Linked DNA regions of Mus musculus: region 2 is linked to region 1. The links are chromatin loops, found by intact Hi-C in ENCODE. Cell type or tissue: left cerebral cortex. All regions are shown on one strand. Links, peaks and the distances in the headings refer to the core of each region. The heading gives the core; the rest is flanking DNA.

Region 1 (9,638 bases), core at 1,639-9,638:
ATCACCTATATTTAGGACTTTTTTTTTTTAACATAATGGCAAACTGCATTCAGACTAAGGTAAAACTTATGATTGTATTTTCTTTGCATTTTTGTTTTGTTAATAACTGGTGATGGAAATCAGAACCCCACAGCAAGTGGGACCTGCCCTAAACACTAAGCTGATGTTCAGCCCGATTTCAACTCTTACATAGCCTGTAGCACTCAGGTCCCCAACCTCGCTTGGGTGGGTAAGCCAGCTAGTAACAGCACAAACATTTGGGCACGTGCAGTAGTTTGACGCTACTTGGCAGATATATGCTCCTTGGAGATGTGCCCTTGTTGGAATTGTATCACTGGGGCTGGGCTCTGGAGTGCCAAATGCTCGAGCTGGGCTCAGAGTCTTCATTCATTTCCTGTTGTCTGATCAGGATGTAAGAGTCTCAGCTACCTCACCAGCACCAAGTCTGTCTGTATGCAGCCCTGCTTTCCCACCATTACCAGGATCATAATGGACTAAACCTCTGAGGCAGTCCAATTAAGTGCTTTCTTTTATGGCAATTACAGTGGTCATAGTGTCTCTTCACAGCAATAGAACCCTGACCAAAACCAAAAAACAACAAAAAAAAAACCACAACAACAACAAAACATCATGAATACTCAGAATTTTGCCTATGGCAAGCATAAATGACATGGGCAGGGCAGCAGGAAAGACGAACAACTGAAAACAGTATGATGGAAAGTGCCATGCTTAGACCATTACTTTGTTTGCTAGTGTAAACAGCCAATCTAAAAAATAAACAACTCCAAAATTTCTCTTTCTTTTTCTTAGCATATGAATTTTTGTCACGATTATTAAATAGGATATCCCTAAATAAAATTTATGAAGCCATAGCTCAGAATTTAGTTCCTCCCAACAGACCAAATCAGAGCAGAGTCTCTTGCTCTATTAAGTAATCAAACAGAACTTTGAAACAACCCAGATAAACAAGTGTAAAACACAAGCAGCCGCCAGCCACCAGTCAAAAGGGGCGCAGTCTACCTGAGCCAGTATAATAAGAAGAGCCCTGCTTTAATCATAGGGGAAGGAAACATGAAATGATCGATTCTTTTTTCTTGTTGCTAATTTCTACTTTATTGATCCTTTTGCACGTCTAAAGCCTCCTCCTAAGTCCCCGTACTGGAACCCCTTTCAGTTTGATGGATGGCGTACTGCCTAACTAATAAAAAAATCACATTGATCTTTAAGCCTTATTAAAAATGTAAGTATAGAACTTATTCAAGTCCTTCCCCCAGTGTTAATCCTTCAACCTTCCCAAGTTACAGAAGCATATTCCTCCTGTATTACAGTTTGGAAATGCGGTTTAGACCAGACCAACCTTCTGACATCTTTGCTGTGACCCGGAACCACAAAAACCATCTTGTCAATACACACCTGGTGCTGTTATCTCCCAACTTTCCCGAGCAAAGGAACAAACCATTAAGCGTTCATTTATACTTTGATGACTCTGAAACATGATCCTAACCCTGAGAAAAAATAGAAAGTCCTGCTATCTTAAGTAAGCAAGTCACACCCTGTGCAGTGACATAGGCTATGAGGATATCAAAAGTGTAAGCAATACAAGAAGGGCAAAGTGTCACAGGTTTAATTCTGGTATCCAAGAAGCAGAGGCAGGCAGATCTCCATGGGTTTGGGACTAGCTGGTCTGCAGAGTGAGTTTCAGGCCAGCCAAGGATGATGTCTTAGTTAAGGTTTTACTGCTGTGAACAGACACCATGACCAAGGTAATTTTTATTAGGACAACATTTAATTGGGGCTGGCTTACAGACTCAGAGTTTCAGTCCATTATCATCAAGGAGGGGGCATGACAGCATCCAGGCAGGCATGGTGCAGGCTGAGCTGAGAGTTCTACATCTTCATCTGAAGGCTGCTAGCAGAATAGTCACTTCCAGGTAGATAGGATGAGGGTCTTAAAGCCTACAATTACAGTGACACACCTACTCCAATAAGACCACACCTACTCCAACAGGGCCACACCTTCTAATAGTGCCACTCCCTGGGTCAAGCATATACAAACCACAACAAATACAAGGTGAAACTGTGTCTCAACACCGACTCACCCTCCCCCCAGCCCTCCCCCAACAAAACCAAACCAAACCAAACCAAACAAACAGTCTAAGGAATATTTTCTCACTTTCTATAGTAAGTTTAGAGACTGAATAGAATTTGCTAATTTTTCTATTTGTACTGTCTGTTAAATATGATCAATTATCAATAACCATTTGTCACGTTTCCTATACTGAATGGTACCGTTATCGTCACTGAGGCCAAATAGCTGACACAAGCCCCTTGTGGGAAGGAGAGTTTACTGTGGCTCCCAGTCTGTGGGTGCTGTTCCTTGTGCAGGGAGTCACAGCAGGGAGAGTGTGAAGGCACTGGTCTCACTGAGTCCACAGTGAGCACACAAATGACAGCTCTGGGCTTTTTCCTTTTTATTCCATCCAGCTGTCTACACCCAGGGTAGGTCTTCCTCCCTCAGTTAAATATCTCTGGAAACTCCAGACAGACATACCATAGGCAAGCCATCTTAGGGGATTCTGAACCCGGTCAAGCTGACAAAAGAAATTAACCAGTACATAAGGTTTCACTAAGTGTTTGTACTAATCAAGATTGTTTCCAAGGTCATTTTCCAAATGACAGTACTTAAGAGCTAAAGGAAACATTTTATTTTCCTGTGGCTCTGATTTGATGCATGACTTGATAAGGAGATTGAGGTCCAAATAAGATCTGCACTGGGGCTAGCCCATGGCATTAAAATGTTCTCTCTCCCCCTCTCTCCCTCTCTCTCCCTCTCTCTCTTTCTCTCTCTCTTTCTCTGAGATTACAATTTCTTAAACTCAGGAGCTATGTCTAGGCTATTTTGTGTTTGTTTGTTTGTTTGTTTCCTGACAATTTGGCAAGGCTAGAGTTTTCTGGAGAGTTCCCAACAGCTTGCCTATAGACAAATCTATAGCCATTGTCTTGATTAATTAGTAATTGGCATGGGAGGACCCAACCATTATAGGTGGTACCACCCCTGAGCAGGTGATCCTGGGGTGTATTAGAAAGCTGCTGAGTAAGTCCTAGGGAACAAGCCAGTAAGCAACACTCCTGCATGGCTTCTGCTTCACTGCCTGCAGGTTTCCCCCTTTCGTTCCTGCCCTGACTTTCCTAGATGATGAGCTACAACTTGAATGTGAAATAAGTCGTTTCCTGCCTAAGCCTCTTTTATAGTGTTCTATTACAACAACTGAAACCAAGGTAAGACAAGCCCTAAGACAGCATCTGTTCATCTATAATGCACAGTGCTACTTTCAACTGAGCAATGATGCTGCTTGGGAATGTTTTATTGTCTGCTTTTTACTGTCTGACTCATTCTGGACTTGCGAGTTTTAGTTTTTCCTTGTGGTAGCTATTCTTCCTGTGGAGGCTACTCTTGGTTGTCAACTTGAATAAAATTAGATTAACTAAAATCCAAGCATCTAGGTACCCCTAGGAGAGATTTTTAATCTTAATCATTTGAAGTGAGAAGACCTACTTCTGGATCTTTTGAGATGGGAAGATAATGCCTTTAGAGGTGGGAAGATACACCTTTGATCTGGGCCTCGCCTTCTGCTGGAAGTATATATAAATGACGTGGAAGAAGGAAGCTTGCTCTCTTATTGCTGCTTGCTCTCGCTAGCCAGTCCATCCCTTCACTGGCATTAAAGCCTACTTCTTCAGGATTCCAGCATATACTAAAGACCAACAGAGACATCCAATCTTATGGACTAAACAACTACTGGATTCTTGGACTTTCCATTGGTGAACAGCATTGTCAAACTAGCTGGACCACAGCCTGTAAGCCACTCTAATAAATCCTTCATTCTATCTATTTTGTTCCTCTAGGAAACCTTGACTAGTACGCTCCCTATATGCTTCCACATCTAAATTCTTCATTCTGTGAAGAGCAGTTAGCTCTGTTTTGATAATCTATTCCCTAATCCAGTTGTGTGTCCTTCTGTCTGTTGTTAAAATAGGATAATCAGAGTTTTCCTGTGTTGTCTGGGTGGTGATGCTGGCATTTGGATGCTAATCTTTCTCATCTTCATTATCTGAACTCTTGAAAAATACCGTTGTGTTATTCATAGACTCAAAAAACAAAAAACAAAAAAAAACAAAAAAACAAACAAACAAAAACAAAAACAACCTCAGAATCTTGATACAAATTAGCACTGTCCACATTACTTGATACAAACTAGCAGTTACTCTACATTACAGGGTAACCACTCAGGGCTATACAAACTGGACTACACACACTAACATTGGGCACTGAAGATCCATGACTGGGTCACTTGGAACATTGTAATGCTTATGACACTTAGAACACTTTATAAATGGAAAGTCGGGGTTCTCAGCAACAGCAGAGACAGAGACAATAAAACCACTTTGCTTTCCGGGGGGGTGGGGAAAGTATTTTAAATGGTTTCTGTGTTTTCTCCAACTTCTGCACTTTACGCGGAAAACCAAACACTCAATGAACGATTCCCAGATCCGAGGGAGACACTAAGAACGAGAGAAATCCTAGTGTGAAACCAGTTCAACCCCCACGCAAATCTGGGTAGCTCCAGTTTTCACTCTTTCCTGTTCTCACACTAACAGATTCCCGGGAGTTTATATAAAGAACAATTTATTCGTTAAGTTTTGAGCTCTCTTGTGCCCCTTTTGGACTCCTGGAACGAAGGGTAGTAAGATGATTGCGTGCAGTGTGTTGAAAAGTCTATGGGACTTAGGAAGACGACCTTGCATATTTGATGTGCAGCGAAAAGGGTGAGAAGATGGAATGACTGGCTGAGGAAATGCTTTTGTTAAGACCGCAACCCCTCGCATATATGTCCTGAGGGGGAGCAGAAGGATCAAAATATCAAAATGACTTTTTTTTTTTTAATCTAGTTGAGGTTTGGGGAGCTGTTGAATCTTCCAGATATTTTCAGGGCGGGGGGACGGTGAAGGAGAGTTTTTAGAATTTGGGCCAACGTAGGCAAAACACAATGTGTATATGTTACTAAAACTGAATGTCTCAACCGGAGCACCACGTGCCTCCTTAGCGCAGTAGGCAGCGCGTCAGTCTCATAATCTGAAGGTCCTGAGTTCGAACCTCAGAGGGGGCAGTTGTTTTTTCTGGCTGTTAAAAACTTGAATTGCCTCCTGAATTCTAGAACATGAGCTAGCTGGTTACCATCTTATTCCAGTTAAAAAGGGTTCTTCTACCCACGTTTCTTCTTCAGACAGCACTCTATCCAACAACTTAATTTATTGAAAAAAGGAACTCATAGATGAAGAGCTAGTACTTGATTTTACCTGAAGTCCTCCTATTTTAATAGATACGAAAGTTCGTTACCACTTTACACTCGATATTGATGTGATGTAGGTTTACAGATCTGGCTAAATAAAGTTGTTCAAAAATATCTGGTTTCCTGCTTTAGTCGTCGAGAAACCCCTTAAGAAACATAAGGCACCTCACTAGACAGATGCTGACCCGGGAAAGAGAAAAAAAAAAAAACAGTAGCGCCCGAACAGGGACTTGAACCCTGGACCCTCAGATTAAAAGTCTGATGCTCTACCGACTGAGCTATCCGGGCTCTGAGGGGTTGCTGTTCTTTATTGAATAAAGAAAGATACAAGAAAAGCAAATTTTTTTTTTTTTCCTGCTTATTTTTCATTTTATAGTTGGCCAACTAACTTAGAGTTTTATTGTCTGTTATTTGTCTCTGAAATGCAGACTTCAACAGAGCATTTTTCTCTTCCGGTGTTCAGTGTTAAATCCTCACCCCTTATTTAACAGCAAGGACCGAGTTAGGAAACAGTAATTCTTAATTAAGTTAATGAAGCGAAAGTAGTTGCAGGAAATTAGTTGCAGAAAATAGCTGCCTTGCTGGGCTTGGGGACTACAGGTGAAGAGGTCAGGGTCTCTGAGGAAGGGCACCATAGCTTTAAGGAGGCAGCACTGGCCAGGTCATGGGGGTAATGAGGATGCTGCTTCAGCCGTTAATAGCTTCTATAATGAGATGGTCTTGGGAACACAAATAGAGTGTAGGTAAAGACAGTTTGACAGACGAAAAACTAAAATCAAAACAAAAAGCAAAAAACTTCAGACACGAAGTTGATCTCCTTTCTCCTGCCTGCCATTCTCTCTCTGGCTCGTCTTACTGACGGACGTTAACAGGAAAGACTGTGGCGATGGAGTTTCGAGGTGTTATTTGTAGACACCAGGTCCTCCCATAGGACAGAGAATTGGACGGCAGATCCGGAACTGAGAGAGGACCGATGGACAAGGAATGCAGCTTTAGACGGTGCCCGGCACATAATGAGCGAAGGGAAAACCAACAAACACCTGCTGAAGTCTTCTGGCTTCACAGAGATTCTGAGAGCTGTGTATAAAATACCATCTTAACCCAGAATATTTGTCTCCCTCGACTTACTTTTTTCTCTTTTAGACTTTTTCCTGAATCTTGCTGTTTGGATGACTTAGAAATTCTGTCAGCACCGAAAGCCCAGCCTGGTGAGAATGGTCAAGAAAGGTTTGTGGTTTATTTTTACATTTTAGTTTTGTTTCGTTTTTGACATGGAGTATCGTGAGGAGTTGGATGAAATGATCCGATAATAAGCAATACCAGAAGAATGGTTTAAAGGACCAAACCGGCAATTACACATATCTTACACCTTTCATACTCGCTCTCTGGCTTCCCTTTCTTTTACACCCTGGGCAGGGAGTTTCCTGGCCTTGGTATTTATGTAATAACCAATGCCAAGTGCATTTGAAAGGCACCTGAAAATTCTCCTGGCTCCAATAGTATGGATGGTGAAAAATTAGTAAGTTTAATTGTAAAGTCTGGGCTTCGGAAATCGTCTTGTAGAGATCCACCTGCCTCTGCCTCCCGAATGCTGGAATATTATAGGTGTAGTCCAACACACTGGTCACGTGTTTAATTCTTTAAAAAAAAAAAGAAAAGAAAAATCGCTATTTTATAACTTTCTAACAGACCATTATATTACACAAATAAAACTACCCGTTCCATTTCATTAGTAGTTTTTGGGTCTCCGTACACACGAACTCAATTCTCTTCGTAGGAATTAAAATTAAAGGTTTAATGTATTAAAAAAAAAATAAAAGCTGAGGTTGCCCCCTCTGAGGTTCGAACTCAGGACCTTCAGATTATGAGACTGACGCGCTGCCTACTGCGCTAAGGAGGCACCCGTTGTCAGAGTTTCCGTAATCACGTATTCCTGCTGTTACTAGCGCTGGTTTTTTTTTAACGTTTCATAGTTGTAGTTTCTTAGTGATGATATGATAGCACCTAAAAGAGCTTTTGCTGCGAAGCCTCATGATACAACGCCAGAACAGAGCCTGCGCTTCTGCATTAGCGCATAGAGTGCACAATGAAAGCTCGCTGCAGAGAGCCGCGTGCAAAGGAGTCTGGACTGTTATGGATCCTCCAGAAAGACGAGACGTAAGCAGCCCTCGACGGGGGTAGCGTGGCCGAGCGGTCTAAGGCGCTGGATTAAGGCTCCAGTCTCTTCGGGGGCGTGGGTTCGAATCCCACCGCTGCCAACCGGTTTTTTTTTTTTTTTTTTTTCTTTTAATGTTTTATTGCGACTAAGTGGAGGTTTTTTGCCATGGTTCAAAACTCTACATCAACGGTAGTGTGGCCGAGCGGTCTAAGGCGCTGGATTAAGGCTCCAGTCTCTTCGGGGGCGTGGGTTCGAATCCCACCACTGCCAACAGGTTACTTTTGTGCTCTCTATTGAACAGGACAGTTTTCAGTCGGTCCCTTACATCAGCTAGGATTCTTCTCTCCTAACTGATTGCTTCAACAGTTAATAAACCCGTAATTTGTGTGGTACTCACTCCCCTAATCTCTGCATGTCCACCACACAAAAGGCTCCAGCAACAGTTAACAGTTTTCTTTAATTCATTCAAGTTAAGAGACATTATTCCGCACCTACTATATATAGGCTAGGGCCTGACGACTCTAAAGTTCTTTCTTGTGGCCTTAGTCAACGAATGAAGGATGAATGTGGATCTTTCGCTTTCCTGGCGTCGACTTGCAACTAGAGACAGATCAGCCTAGGCCACGGAAGAAGTGGATTCTTTCCCAACCAGGAGACGGAAAACCACGTCTTCATCATCACTACAGTCTTCTCATTTCATTTTGAAGCCGAATCGCGCTCATCTGAGCTGTGTGTGTCTAAGAAATACCTTGCAAAGGAAAACAAAAATGATCAAAATATATTGTATGAAATGTTTTCAATAAAAGTAAATTAATTAACAATGGCATAAATGTCTTGCCTCGGTGCTGCCTCTTGCCCACCAGCTAGGGACTCCTTGATTTAGTGTTGCCCCTTAGAATTTCCTGGAGCCCTCGAACCTCCTTCTCAGTGGTAGGCCTCAACTCAGAAATTATCTTCTCATGAAGGCTTGCAACTCGGTGATTTTAATTGCACGCTGGAAAAGGAAAAGAAAGAGGGTGTCTACACTTTAGGAAGAGGAGAAGAAGGTGGGGGTGTCAGGAGAGAGGAAAAGAAAGAGGCAGGGAAGAGAAGGAGGAATAGAGTCCTTTAGACTCACAGAGTTGAGCCTGTGGCGTGCAGTGAAGGAAAAAAGAGACGTGCACAATCACACCCGCAAAGTCTAAAACTGGTCCACGGTCCTGACACAGTGAACCTTTGCTTCTTTCTCAAGACCACCTGTCTTGCTTTCCACGTTCACGCTGCACGCCCCGAGTGAACTTCAGCGGAGCCGCCAAGGCCGGATGGTGGGACTGTAGAGCAGGGAGGAAGGTTCCGCCGTCGCACCGGCTGCCTTGTGCTGAGGCAAAAGCATTTACAAGCTGCAGCTCCTGATTGCAGCTGACAGGATACTTTCTGACATGCAGTAGTTGCACATGACAAGTCTGTAGATACCGTGTGTGTGTGTGTGTGTGTGTGTGTGTGTGTGTGTGTGTACATATATATACACATGCACACACATATACATACATATGTATATACATACATAATACATACATACATACATACATACATACATACATACATACATACATACATACAGAGATAGAGAAATTCAATTTCTAATGGTTGGACTGCAAGACTAACTAACATCCAGTTTGCCTTTTGTAGTGGTGGGAAAAAATGCACAAATCGCAGGAACTGCTCTGAGTGCTGCCAGGCTCTGAGATGCAGAAGAACAGGACAGGAGGCGCTGTACAGACCACGTGGCCATTTCTGTGGTCCAGCACTGAAGACGAAATTTTTCTAGTGAAGAACTGAGTTGCTCCGATAAAAATACTACTAGATCAATTAGGAGGATAGACATTTCATTTAAAGTCTTGTTTCCCTTCCATTTGTAAACCAAACATGCGCTTGCAAAGAGCACGAGGACGTGACTTTAGATGCGCTGTGAAAGTAGATTGGAAACGGGGGTGGGGTGGGGAGGGGGGAACAGAGAAGGGAGAGAGAGTAAAGAAGTAGGGGATAAGAACGAAGTTTAATAACTTTTTTGTACTGATACGTCACAATTAGGCCCTTTTATTGGTGTGCTAACCAAGAAAATTAATTGGACAAAGAAAAAGAAAACAACA
Region 2 (11,500 bases), core at 1,559-9,558, 87 kb after region 1:
CTGTCAAAACCTCAGCTCTTAAGGGTTACCAAGTCTCCTAAAGGCCCTGCTGGGATTTGAACCCAGGATCTCCTGTTTACTAGACAGGCGCTTTAACCAGCTAAGCCACAGAGCCCTTACAAAGAAAGGTGGTTTCCTCTTAGAAGAGAGCATAGGTAGGCAGTGTTTCAGGGAAATGAGTCTGAAAATTAAATGATTACTGTTCCTCGTGTACAGATGACCCGATAACGGTGACAGCTCAGGTTCCTTGGAGATGCTATGTGGTATTTTTCCTCTCCAGTTGCTGTGGGCCCTTGAACAGTAGCGGCTGAGAGCCGCTTCACTCTTTCCCACAGTCACATTCGGTTACTTTTCCTTACCAATGCATGTACAATCAAAACAATAGACGTGGGCTTTGATTGTCAAGCTCATTACCAAATTAAAAATGTCTTAAGTGCTGAGCCTAGAGCTGAACTGTCAGTATTTCAAAAATAAAAGAGCAAAGGAAGGAAGAAAAGAAGAGAGGGTGAAGGAGGAAAAGAAAGAATTACCGAGTTATTAAATCATTACAAAATCAAATTGTAGCTTTCCTAGGTGAAGATTTGAACATCAACAGACTACATTACACCAACGGTACCGGAGACTGTTGTACTAATCATTCGAAATTCCCATATTACAGAGGAATAATCTCACACTAGTAAAAGTCCAATTCACCAAGCCTCAGGATTGAGCCTAGAACCTTCTTCAGGTCCTTCATGCTTTCCCAGCAGAGTCACCACAGTCACGTAAAGAAGAGTTTTTCTTTTATTTCTTGTCAGTTTTCTTTTCCCTTCTCAACCCTTTTGTCGTTCTCGGATGCTTGAGATTTGAAAAGTGTTGTTAGTTGTCCAGTGCACCCAGCTTCCCCATTCAGAAGGATCTGGACTCTGTTCTACAGTACGGATTAGAGCCCTCCCTGGCAGTGTGGAGGAAAAGGCTGTGGGGAGAAACAGACAGACAGGAGTCCCAGACACCTTTCTGATTACCCACATCCTAGAAGGCACCGCTCAGAAATTTAAAGAAAAATTCTTGAGGCGCACTTTTCTTCTCTTTTTATTTGTTTTTCGAGACAGGGTTTCTCTGTAGCTCTTTAGACCAGAGCTGGCCTCGAACTCAGAGATCCGCCTGCCTAGGCCTCCCAAGTGCTGGGATCAAAGGCGTGCGCCACCACGCCCAGTGAGCTACATTCTTTTATTAATCTAGTTCTTTAGTTACTCAGAATCTTCAAAGATCTTCAGGTTCCCTGGTAATACAGCTTTGCTGAAAGATTATATATATAAACATTGCCAGCCTGACTACATGCCACCAAATCTCAAACTCACACACACACACACACAAACCAAAGAAATAAAAGTGACTTTTTTTTTTTTTTTTTTTTTTTTTTTTTTTACACATCACAACCAGATCTCTCCAAAAGACTTTTGTCCTAGAACTTACACCTTAGATAGACCAGGATGGCTTCAAACTCGCAATCCCTCTTTCCCTGATGTTTAATTAGTGCAGGATGCTATCAAGGTTATTTTGAAGTTCAGTCAGAATCAACGACAGTTCAAAGTGACTGGAGAGCCAAGTGCATGAAACATCTCATGGCACAACTAGAGATGCAGATGTTTCCTAAGAAACAATAGCTCATGAAAGCATGAAGCAAAATCTACTAACACATAATGGCGGTGAGTATAAAATTATGAGAGGGACAGAAAAGCTTTTCTTGAATGAGGTTAAGAACTTATGAAAATGTAAGCAGAAGGTAGTTTGTGGAGATTCTGGAGTGTATCATGTTACTGAATACCTATCATCAGCAGTGACTCAATCCTACAGTAGCAAACCAAGCAACTGCCATTTCCCCTTGCCAGATATTAGAACTTGAGAGTCCTTTATCTTTTTCTCAAACCTTGTTTTACGCTCAGTTTTCTAAAATATTTCTTCATTTAGGTGATACCCAGAAACAATTTTGCTTCATAAACTGAATTGTATGATCAAAATTGTGTTGGTCCATCGAAGTTCTCGTTGGGACCCCAAGTTTAGACTGCTAGTAGGGGTCATCCAGAAGGACAAATCAAGAACCCCAAGTAAGTGTAGATGTATGGCTACTCCCTCCTCTGAGCTTCCACAAAGGCTTCGCATAGACCATCCTTCCCATCCTTCCTCTTTCACCTGCTCCTTGTCTTCCCTTTCCAACTTTTCTCCCTCTCTCCCTCCCCTTCCCACTTCTCAACCACTCACAGGAAGGACAGATGGAAGGAGAAAGGTCTTCATAAGATTGAAGACACATACACTGATAAATTCTATTAAGCCATTTTGAAATTTATGTGTGAATATATGTTTAAAATTTGTGCATTTCAAGTAATCATATTGCACACGGAAAATACATAGAATCCGCCAAGTTAAACAAAACACTATACCTCGTGAAAAAAGTCCAAGTTTATAGAAATAAGCAAAGTAGCTTCTTAAATCTCAAAGAGGTTAACAAATATGCTGCGAAAGATTGCCAATATGTAAGTAAGCTAAGAACTGCAGGAATCCGAGCTCATGGTCTTCAGCCTAAAAGATGGATTTGTGGGTGGAAGAGATGGTGCTGACCCCAGGGTCTTAGCATGCTCAGCCTGCCTCTCCTGAGCTACACTAGCAACATCAAACCTTGCTTCATAAATACCCCAGCGAGGTTTTTCTATCGCTGAGTTTTCAGAACCTAAAATGTACTGGCTACATAGAGCCTTTGACACAACTTGGTTCTTTCTGAACCTGCTGGACTATGTTCTACCTTGAAGCCAAACCAGGAAACGGTTAACAAGGCTAAGGCAGTATTCTAAGTGCTACACTCTTAGCCCCTAAGTCAGCTCCTAAGATGATGCCTGAAGGGCACTCCCATTGGCCCACCTGACCACATCCCAAGATACAGCAACTTGATACCACTGTATAGATTTGCTCCTTGGAAACGTATTTATGTCTTATGCATTAAAATTTAAAAATAGGTTTAACACAGAGAAAGGGAAAGCATTTATAAAATGTGAATATCAGCAGGAAAATAAAAAGCCCTCAAAAATATAACACTATCAAAATACATTGTATACGTGTATAAAGTTCAAAACATCATTGATATATTTTTAAAAATATGACACAATAGAAACAAGAGGGTGATTTCTAGTGAAAATTATGTGCCGCACTTTGACACGATCCCTTTAGATACCATGAAATGGCACTTGGATCCTGCGTTCTATTTAGTACATAATTTTAGTTGTGTGTGTGTGTGTGTGTGTGTGTGTGTGTGTGTGTGTGCGTTTGAATGAAGTCAATGTTGCAAACCTCGAGAGAAGGATTACACAAAATTTCAACAAAGACAAAGGACATCTTTGTCCTAGGTTTGCTTACTAAAATAGTTCATAAACTATTGTATATTGATTTCTTAGTATGGAGATCTCTAAAAGAAAACCAGTGTTCTGGGAAAATTTGTTGTTTTAAGGGGAACTGGGACAGGGAAAATACAATATAAACCCAGAGCATCATTCCATGCCAGAGTGTAAGGAAGTGAGTAGAAACTAATGGGATGCTTAAAGGTCATAGGGCTTTCTATAGGCTTTAGAAACATCAAGAATGAAACCAGTTATTGAACGATAAAGGACAATGATCTATAGAATATAAGAACACCCGAGTCTGCATTGGTATGAAAGAGAGAGGAAAAGAAAAAGGAAGGGAAGGGCAAGTTTTTCATAGGATCATATGCCAATGCACCGCGTAGAAAGAATGCAACAATGGATTCAAAGTTCCTTTTTGTAGTGAGGGACATTGGGCCAAGGGAGGGCCTCATGAATGTTCCGTAAGCACTCTACCACTGAGCTATCTCCTCAGCGTCAGGCAAAATTTATCAATCGATTATAAAGCTATAGATAAAACCCTGAATCTAAAAAGACATATGTAATTTCAAAGAATTTGCCCATAGGTTTCTGGTGAAAGTTGAAGCTTGGCTGTGAAGGAACGGAGGAGTCTATGCAACTCAGAACCTATGCGGTATAGACTTCCAGGCCTCTACCCAGCACACATGGCAGAGTGCAAACCGTCAGAGACAGTGGAGTTTAACACAATGGAGTAATTCAAGGCAGCTCGGAGTTTGTTTTATGTTGTGACAGGATCTCTTTCTGTGGTCCAGATTGGTCTGGAAATCAATATGTGGTCCAGACTCCTCCAAACTCAGCAATCCTGTTGCTCCAGCCTCCGGAGGTACCTTCACCATCATGCTTTGAATATTTGGGATATCCTATTTATCAAGCATGACAGAACAGTATTTTTTCCCCAGCCTGCGGAAATTGTCTTAGAGTGTCTTAATTTTTTTTTTTTTTACAGGCTCCGTTTTACTTTTAATGAAGTTCGATGTATTAATTAATGACCGCTTTCCTGGATCGTGTCTTTGATGCCCACTCTATGCTGCAGACTTTCTGAACCGAGAAACAGAACCTTTGTTTTTGTCTGCGGCTGCGACCGCTGAGCTGAGGTGGCGTTTAGTGATGTTCTTACCTGTCGGAGATTCTAGCTGTACGGATCCAGGGTGAAGGTGCTGCAGCCAGGGCCCTTTGAGGAGGCGCAGAAAGAACCTTCTAGGTCCCCTACCCGGTGAAGATGAAGTCTGCGGGTCCCCGCTTTACAGTCAGGTGGGCTTAGATAACCCTTGCCAATGTGAACAAAGACCAGGATGGGTGTTAACGTTTTCATCTTACAACATTTTCATTGGCATTGGATTTAATCAGACTTTAGTTTGGGGTCTTGGAGTTGAAGAAAATGTTCCAGAATAGGGGGGTGGGAAATCCTTCGGTTCCCTCAATCTGCCTGTGCCTGGAATGCGACTTGGTCACCAGAAGAATCGGTAGTGTGGAGAAAGCTTCTCAAACTGTCTTTTCTTCCGGCGATCCTGAGCTTTGTTGAGGGTCCCGGGAGGAGCTGCTTCGGTGCAGCTGAAACCTGTCTTAGATAGTGCCTTCCCAAAAAACGGAACCGTTATGAAGAGCACGCTGGATGTTTTAAAAGATAGGAATTGTGTGTGGCTTTTACACCACGGAGGGGGATGTAGCTCAGTGGTAGAGCGCATGCTTCGCATGTATGAGGCCCCGGGTTCGATCCCCGGCATCTCCAAGACTTTTTCTCAAAAAGTTATTTATTTATTTTTTGTTCTTTTAAATTCCTTTCTTATGATAATTTCTTTAAGCATTTTATATTCGTATGTTTGTTTCGTTTCTATTTGACTATTCAAACACTGCAGCCTTCCTAGAGACAGCTCGAAGGTGGTTGTTGGACAAAAAAAAATCATCCTGTGAGAGGATTCAGAAGGAAGGATGCACAGGCTCACCAAGGGATACGCTTATTAAAAAGAAAATGACTCTAACTTATTTTTTGGGAAATTGTGGGGCTACGGGAGGTACTAATAGCATCCATTGCTAACATTCATTGAGAATAGGACTTCAGGGGTCTCCTGAATAGTCTCTCACACACTGGAGGCACTTAACAGTTACCATTTGAGTTCTTTCCCTGCCTTTGGTTTTATTACCTGCTTTTGTGCAGGACAGCTGATCATCCTCACTGTGGGAGGTCTAGAGAAAAGATGGTGCTGGATGTCAAGGCCCAGCTTCCCAGAGGCTAAGGTAAAAAGATCAAAAGTTAATATCATATCATGTCTGCCTGAGCAACTTAGAATAAAACTTTAAAGGCTGGGGATTTTGTCCTATCTGGTGGGAGGCTGTAGATTCAAGCCCCAGTAATACCACTGTAACAACAAAACACAGCTGTAGAACACCTTGATGCGAACTCCTAAAAGACCTTTCCAGAAACTGAACCACCAACCAAAGAATATACAAGGACATAGGCCCCTCTGCCCTGCAACATACGCAGCAGGCTTGGAGCCTGGTCTTCAAGCAGGTCCCCCAACAACTGGAGCTGTCCACTCCACCCGGACTCTGTTGCCTGCCTGTGGACCCTGTCCCTCTAACTGAGCTGTCTTGGCTGGCCTCAGTGGAAGAGTTTGTGCCTAGTCCTGCAGTGACATGAGGTGTGAGGATGGACTGGTACCCAGGGGCGACCTCACCTTACTCACAGATGAAGGGGAAAGAAAAGGGGATGTGTGAGCAGGAGATTGGGAGGAGCTGCGATCGATCGAGATGTAAACTGAATAAACAGTTAATGGAGGAAAACAAAGACTGAGAGTCCTGAGAACCCAGTTAAGTCTGGATTCTGGACAGTGAGTCACTCCTTCTCAGGTTCCTGAGGTCTGCATTGTAACTGTCGGAGAATCAGATTGAAACTCAAGCAGGGAGATGGAGTTCTGAAGCATAGGCGCGTAGAACCTCAAGGTTCCTTTTCTACGGAACGTTTTGCACATCAGTACACCAGGAGTATATCTTCTACTTTAATTTATTTTTATTCTTTTCTTTAAATTGTAGAAGTATGCTTTGAGACTTGTCTAAAATCACTGATTACATTGGAAATCAGCCTGGGCAAGGGGAGTGTAAGCATGGCTTTTGAAGTTCATACCAAGTATCTGCTTTTCCTCCTATTTACTTCATTCATTGTGCCTGATTTTTTGTTGTTGTTTTTTTTTGTTGTTGTTGTTGTTGTTCTAAGGTACAGAACATTTCTGTATAGTGATATTTTCTAAGCAGTCATTCTGAGTGTTCATGTAATTTTTTTTATTTGATATGTCAAACTAACTTGCTTTTATTTCTCATACTAGTTAGGGACTTGTAGATTTTGAAGGAAAGGTATATATCTAGTCTAAATTAACTCACTTTTATTTCAGGATAACAAAGAACAAGTTACAAAATAGTTCTTGGAAAGGAAAGGTATTGGTTTTGCTGGGTTAAGAGGCATAGCTTACCTGCATGACTGACCTCTTGTTCATCTCTGTGTATGGGGAACATGACTACCTAAGCAAAACTAAGTTTGTAAGACTAATAATGAAAATCGAGACATTAGTTATATGAAATCCAAGCTCCCATCCACCCTTCCCAACATCCTGAAACACTGACCTCTGGACTGTGTTTTCAAGTTTAAACCAACCACGCCCTTTCTCCCAATGACTCTCTCGCCATGTGGCTTGTTTTCTCGCATTCACAGATGTGCTGTTTCTGGGTTTTTATGTAACCAGTTCCTTATCCATCTGATTTCACTTCAGCAGGGAATGGAGGAGGAGGCACACCGTACAACCTCAGCATCTAGGAAACTGGTGCAGGAGGATCACTGTGATTTTAAGCCCAGCTTGGTCTATAAAGCTACAGAGTGAGAGCGTTTCTCAAATAACAAACAAATAAGCAACATCAAAAACAACCAACCAACCAACCAATAACAATCCAGGCGCTGGGGAGAAGGCTCAGTGGCCAGCAAGGTGCTTGAGCAGGAGCTGAGCTTGAATTCCATCATATGCATAGTAAAGCCAGACGCTACCACTGACTGGCTAACTAACCGAAAGGACAAGCTGCAGGTTCCTTCGTGAGAGACATCTCAAAAACTCAGGTGAGCAAATCAGGACTGCAGAGGCACCCAGCCACCCAGCTTTCTGCAGTGAGCGACTACCAGGTTCTTCCCCTCTCAGGTTCAGATAGCTACATAAGCCAGCCCCCAAATCCTCCCTGTAACGTGTAAAAAAAATAATAAAATAAGGGCCAGTGAGATGACTTAGCCTGTAAAGGTGCCGACCACCGATCCCAATGACCTGAGTTGGCTTTCCAGGACCCATGCTGTGGAAAGCAAGAACCAACTTTTGCAAATTGTCCCCTGACACAGACTAAATAAATAAATAAATAAACAAACAAATAAAGTTCAAAAATAAGACAGAGTTATAGAGAATGACCTCTGTCCTCCACATACTTATGACTAGGTAGGTACACCTGTGTACACATGGGCACATATGTATAAACACCACACACACATGCATACACAGACAGACAGACAGACAGACAGACAGACATGCACTACTTAACATAAACAGCCCTTCTCTCTCCTTTGCTCTTTCAGTTCAGTGGAGACTTTCAAGGAACTAAAACTATCTTGAGAACCTGATGACACAACTTACTGATCAGGCTAACTTAGTGATGCTTGGTCACAGCTTTCAGGAAAAGCTGCTCAGAAGAAGGAGGACCATCCTCCAAAACACATCCATCCAAAGTTCCACCTCTTGATAGAATTTACTATTTGTACTATTATTCTCAGTGCATTTAATATCCTGCCTTTTGCAGTCCATATAGGGACTCTGGGGAGCATTGTGAACTGTCAGGTGAGTGTGGTCAGGCAGCCTGGGCACCACTTGGTGCTACTTAGGAATTTGGGTTACCTTGTACTCCCCAAATCTGTATAGAGTGTGCAATCCCTTCAGAGGACCTTTTGAGTCTTGCTTTTAAGATTTTTAAGATTAAGAGGGAAAGTTGCAATTGTAGCTAACAGTACTGTATTTTACATTGAAAACATTGAATGCAGAAATCAAGTTAAATGTTCTTTACACACACAGGTGCACACACAAATGCATAAACAAATGAACACACAGTTGCACACACAGGTGAAACCAGAAAGAAGCTTTTGGAGATGATGAGTGTGTTAGCTTCCTTGACCATGAGGATGGTTCCAGTGGTGCACACACACGCCCAAACTCGTCAATTTGCATACATTGTATAGTTTCAGCTAAGAACCGGATTTGTTTTGTTTTGTCTTTAGAGCTACTGAGCATGGAGAGAAGGCTGGGTGGTCAAGAGCACTGGCTGTTCTTCCGGAGGATGGAGGGTTTGATTCATAACACCATATGGCAGCTCACGACCCTCAGTAACTGCGATTCCAGGAAACAGATAACCTCTTCCATCCTCTGCTGGACCCGTGTGTCATACATTCTCATCTGTCTGTCTGCCTGTCTGTCTGTCTGTCTGTCTGTCTGTCTGTCTGTCTCATTCTATATGCATGTGCATGCGTGCTTTATCATGGCTTCTTTTCAGAGAATACAATTTCATTACTGTTATCTCCTTCCCACCCTTTCCCCAGTGCCCCTTTCCCGTGCTTTCTAGGCCTGGCGAGAACTTGTGGCAATTCTGTTCCCTTCGTCTTCCAAGCACTGTGTTACAGGTGTTGTGCTGTGCCATACCACAGCAGAACTCTAAAACACAAGGACAGAGACACATTTCTTTAGGGAAGAGAGGGGGAAGAAGGGGAAGGGAAAGGAGGAAGGAGAGGGGCGAGAGGGGAAGGGGGAAAGGGGAGTGGGGAGAGGGGAGGAGGAGAGAGGGAGGGGGAGAGGCAGAGCCAGCTTTGCATGTGGTTTCACATAGATCACGTTCCTTGATATCCAACAGAATATTTAGAATAGAATATGCTAAAATGATGGTCGTGGATCTTTCCTCGGTTTTTCTTTTTTTAATCTCGAAATATTAAGGTCTTTTGTAACAGGGGCTTTTGTTTGTTTGTTTTTGAGACAGGGTTTCTCTGTGTAGCCCTGGCTGTCCTGGAGCTCACTCAGAAAACCAGACTGGTCTCGAACTCAGAAATCCGCCTGCCTCTGCCTCCCAAGTGCTGGGATTAAAGGCATTTTGTATCACAGGCTTTGCCTTAAATTTATGGCAATCGTCCCGGTTTTGCCCCCAATGCTAGGATTACAAGTGAGAGACACCACAGGTAGCCTAGGATATGTGATGACTGCCCCAGGCATGATCTTCCTAGTGAAACAGTTACCTACAAAAGGAAACAGAAAAGAGTGGTTAATTTAGACCAGTCACTTTAAGTCTACTCTAACACTGAAATTAAGCCCTCTTGACAAGGAAAAATAGGAGAAGAGCAGCAGGAGCATCCTCTTCCTTCTGAATCCTTAGTTCTGTCTCAGTTTCCCTGGTGTTCCCATTCTCCTGGTCTGCTGAAAGGTCTCTGTGTATATGAGGAATTTCCTGAACTCTCCAGGCAGGTATAAGATTCGGCTTCCTGAGTGGAACTTTCCAAAAGTGGAAGGGCCACTATGTGTACAGTAGGTAAACCCCAGAGAAAAGGAGCCGAGTCGGCGAGGAAGCGCACTCCTGACTGCATCCCTGTCTCCTCTCAAGAGTCACTGAAGAGTCTGAGATTTCGTGTTCTGTGGGTTTCATTGGCTTCCTTTGGATAAAGCCTGGAGCGGCGAGGATCGGAGGAAGGGGAATCTAACATCTTGATTCTTAAAACGTTTTCCGTAGCTGAGACAGGGGAGCTGGGTTTTATTGTAGAATCCTGTCCTCCAATGCTCCTATTTTTCATTGTCTTTCGTAGCTCGGGAACAGAATGCAGAGACGGTATGGCAACAGCAAATGAGTGCTTTCTTCCTCTGCGCAATTAATCTTGGCAAACGGTTCCTCATCTTTCCTGGAAGGATCTCTCCTTGGTCCTGTAGAAAGAAAAGAGGATCCCGCACACTTTTAAACTGAGGTCTCCAACCCTAGACTCTTTATATATCCCTTATTGTCTATGATGAAAGTGCAGGTTGGTCAGAATACCCTTCTTACAAGACCGCTCTTTTTTTTTTTTTTTTTAAATTAAAAAAAAATTTTTTTTGACGAATAAAAGTACCAAGTCTAGGAATTTTATAAAGATGAGTAGGAAACACTAGATTTCAAGTGGTGGGGATGTAGCTCAGTGGTAGAGCGCATGCTTAGCATGCATGAGGTCCTGGGTTCGATCCCCAGCATCTCCAGGCTTTTGATGTGGGGAAGGAAGGTGCGTTCATTTTTAAGAATTCCAACCCTCTCTTTAGTCTGCTTTGTTAAGCGACTTAGCGGTTCCTACTAATTTGTTACTGCTGTTCGCAAACGCACGGGCTTAGTTAACCGGCTGTATTAGGCGCTATACTTGCGCCACGCTCGGGGACGCTCTTGTGGCGCCAGTGTGGGCTCAGGGAAGATGCATAGCTGCACCTCTGAATGCGGAAGGGTGGTGTTCTGACTCTTCCCGCTCCTTCACACTGAAAAACCCACCACTTTATAAAAGATGGTGACTGATTTTGTAGCACTACTGTAAGGGGCTTTGTCTAGTGGGCTGTTCGTCTAGGAGATATTCCTCCTTTGAACTTTTGGTTATACTTGCAACTTAAGACACTGATATTAACAAGTCAAAGGATTTTAGAAAAGTTTTCTTTATTCCGTCTGCTACCCCACCTCACCCCGTCCCCAGCCAAGCCCAGAGTAAGCCTCACTGGCATTCTTCTTGGTTACAGATGAATCAAGAGCTTTTAAACCTGGAGGTGGAGGGCTGGTGGAGTATTACCAGGCTAGGTTATGGATTAATCAAGTTCTTGAAGAGAACAATAGAAGCCTACTCTTCCTTCCGTCTGACTACAGCATTTTTGAGCAATCAGTTATAATAGGGTTTTGTGCTGAAGCGACTTGGCCCTAAGGAAGGAGGACATTAAGGTGTGAGTCTTAGGCTGCTGAGCTTGCTAATCCTTCTGGTTAAATCACCCTGTGCTGCCAACTACTGACCAATATTACACGTCTGAGAGATGTAACCG

What was found. A loop is a pair of places that touch in the nucleus more often than their neighbours do. Peaks named below come from ENCODE experiments on the same cell type or tissue, not always from the same donor. Only the 100,000 strongest peaks of a DNase experiment are listed, where the experiment ranks them.
Region 2: a loop joins it to region 1, with 2.5 times the contacts of the local background. A loop is called at or near these places in 4 of 42 quality-filtered maps.

Annotation. Positions count from the first base shown.
Region 1 is chr13:21,162,509-21,172,146 of GRCm38, forward strand. It overlaps Gm32298 (a long non-coding RNA gene), which reads left to right and starts at 3,829. Exons shown (of 3, transcript XR_382107.1): 1 at 3,829-3,858; 2 at 6,495-6,559; 3 at 8,056-8,266. n-TMcat14 (a tRNA gene) reads left to right here and starts at 5,096; the gene lies at 5,096-5,168. It overlaps n-TKctt28 (a tRNA gene), which reads right to left and starts at 5,639; the gene lies at 5,567-5,639. It overlaps n-TMcat15 (a tRNA gene), which reads right to left and starts at 7,251; the gene lies at 7,179-7,251. It also overlaps n-TLaag7 and n-TLaag5. In left cerebral cortex, for the core only: a CTCF peak has its summit at 9,252; DNase peaks (open chromatin) are centred at 4,711, 5,123, 5,569, 5,987 and 6 more places; H3K4me3 peaks cover 4,464 bases; H3K27ac peaks cover 278 bases.
Region 2 is chr13:21,249,153-21,260,652 of GRCm38, forward strand. Gm32525 (a long non-coding RNA gene) reads right to left here and starts at 5,046. Exons shown (of 5, transcript XR_003950579.1): 1 at 4,528-5,046. n-TAcgc9 (a tRNA gene) reads left to right here and starts at 5,068; the gene lies at 5,068-5,139. It overlaps n-TTagt3 (a tRNA gene), which reads right to left and starts at 115; the gene lies at 42-115. n-TAagc19 (a tRNA gene) reads left to right here and starts at 10,616; the gene lies at 10,616-10,687. In left cerebral cortex, for the core only: no CTCF peak of the experiment used is centred there; DNase peaks (open chromatin) are centred at 4,160, 4,593, 5,028 and 9,546; H3K4me3 peaks cover 1,228 bases.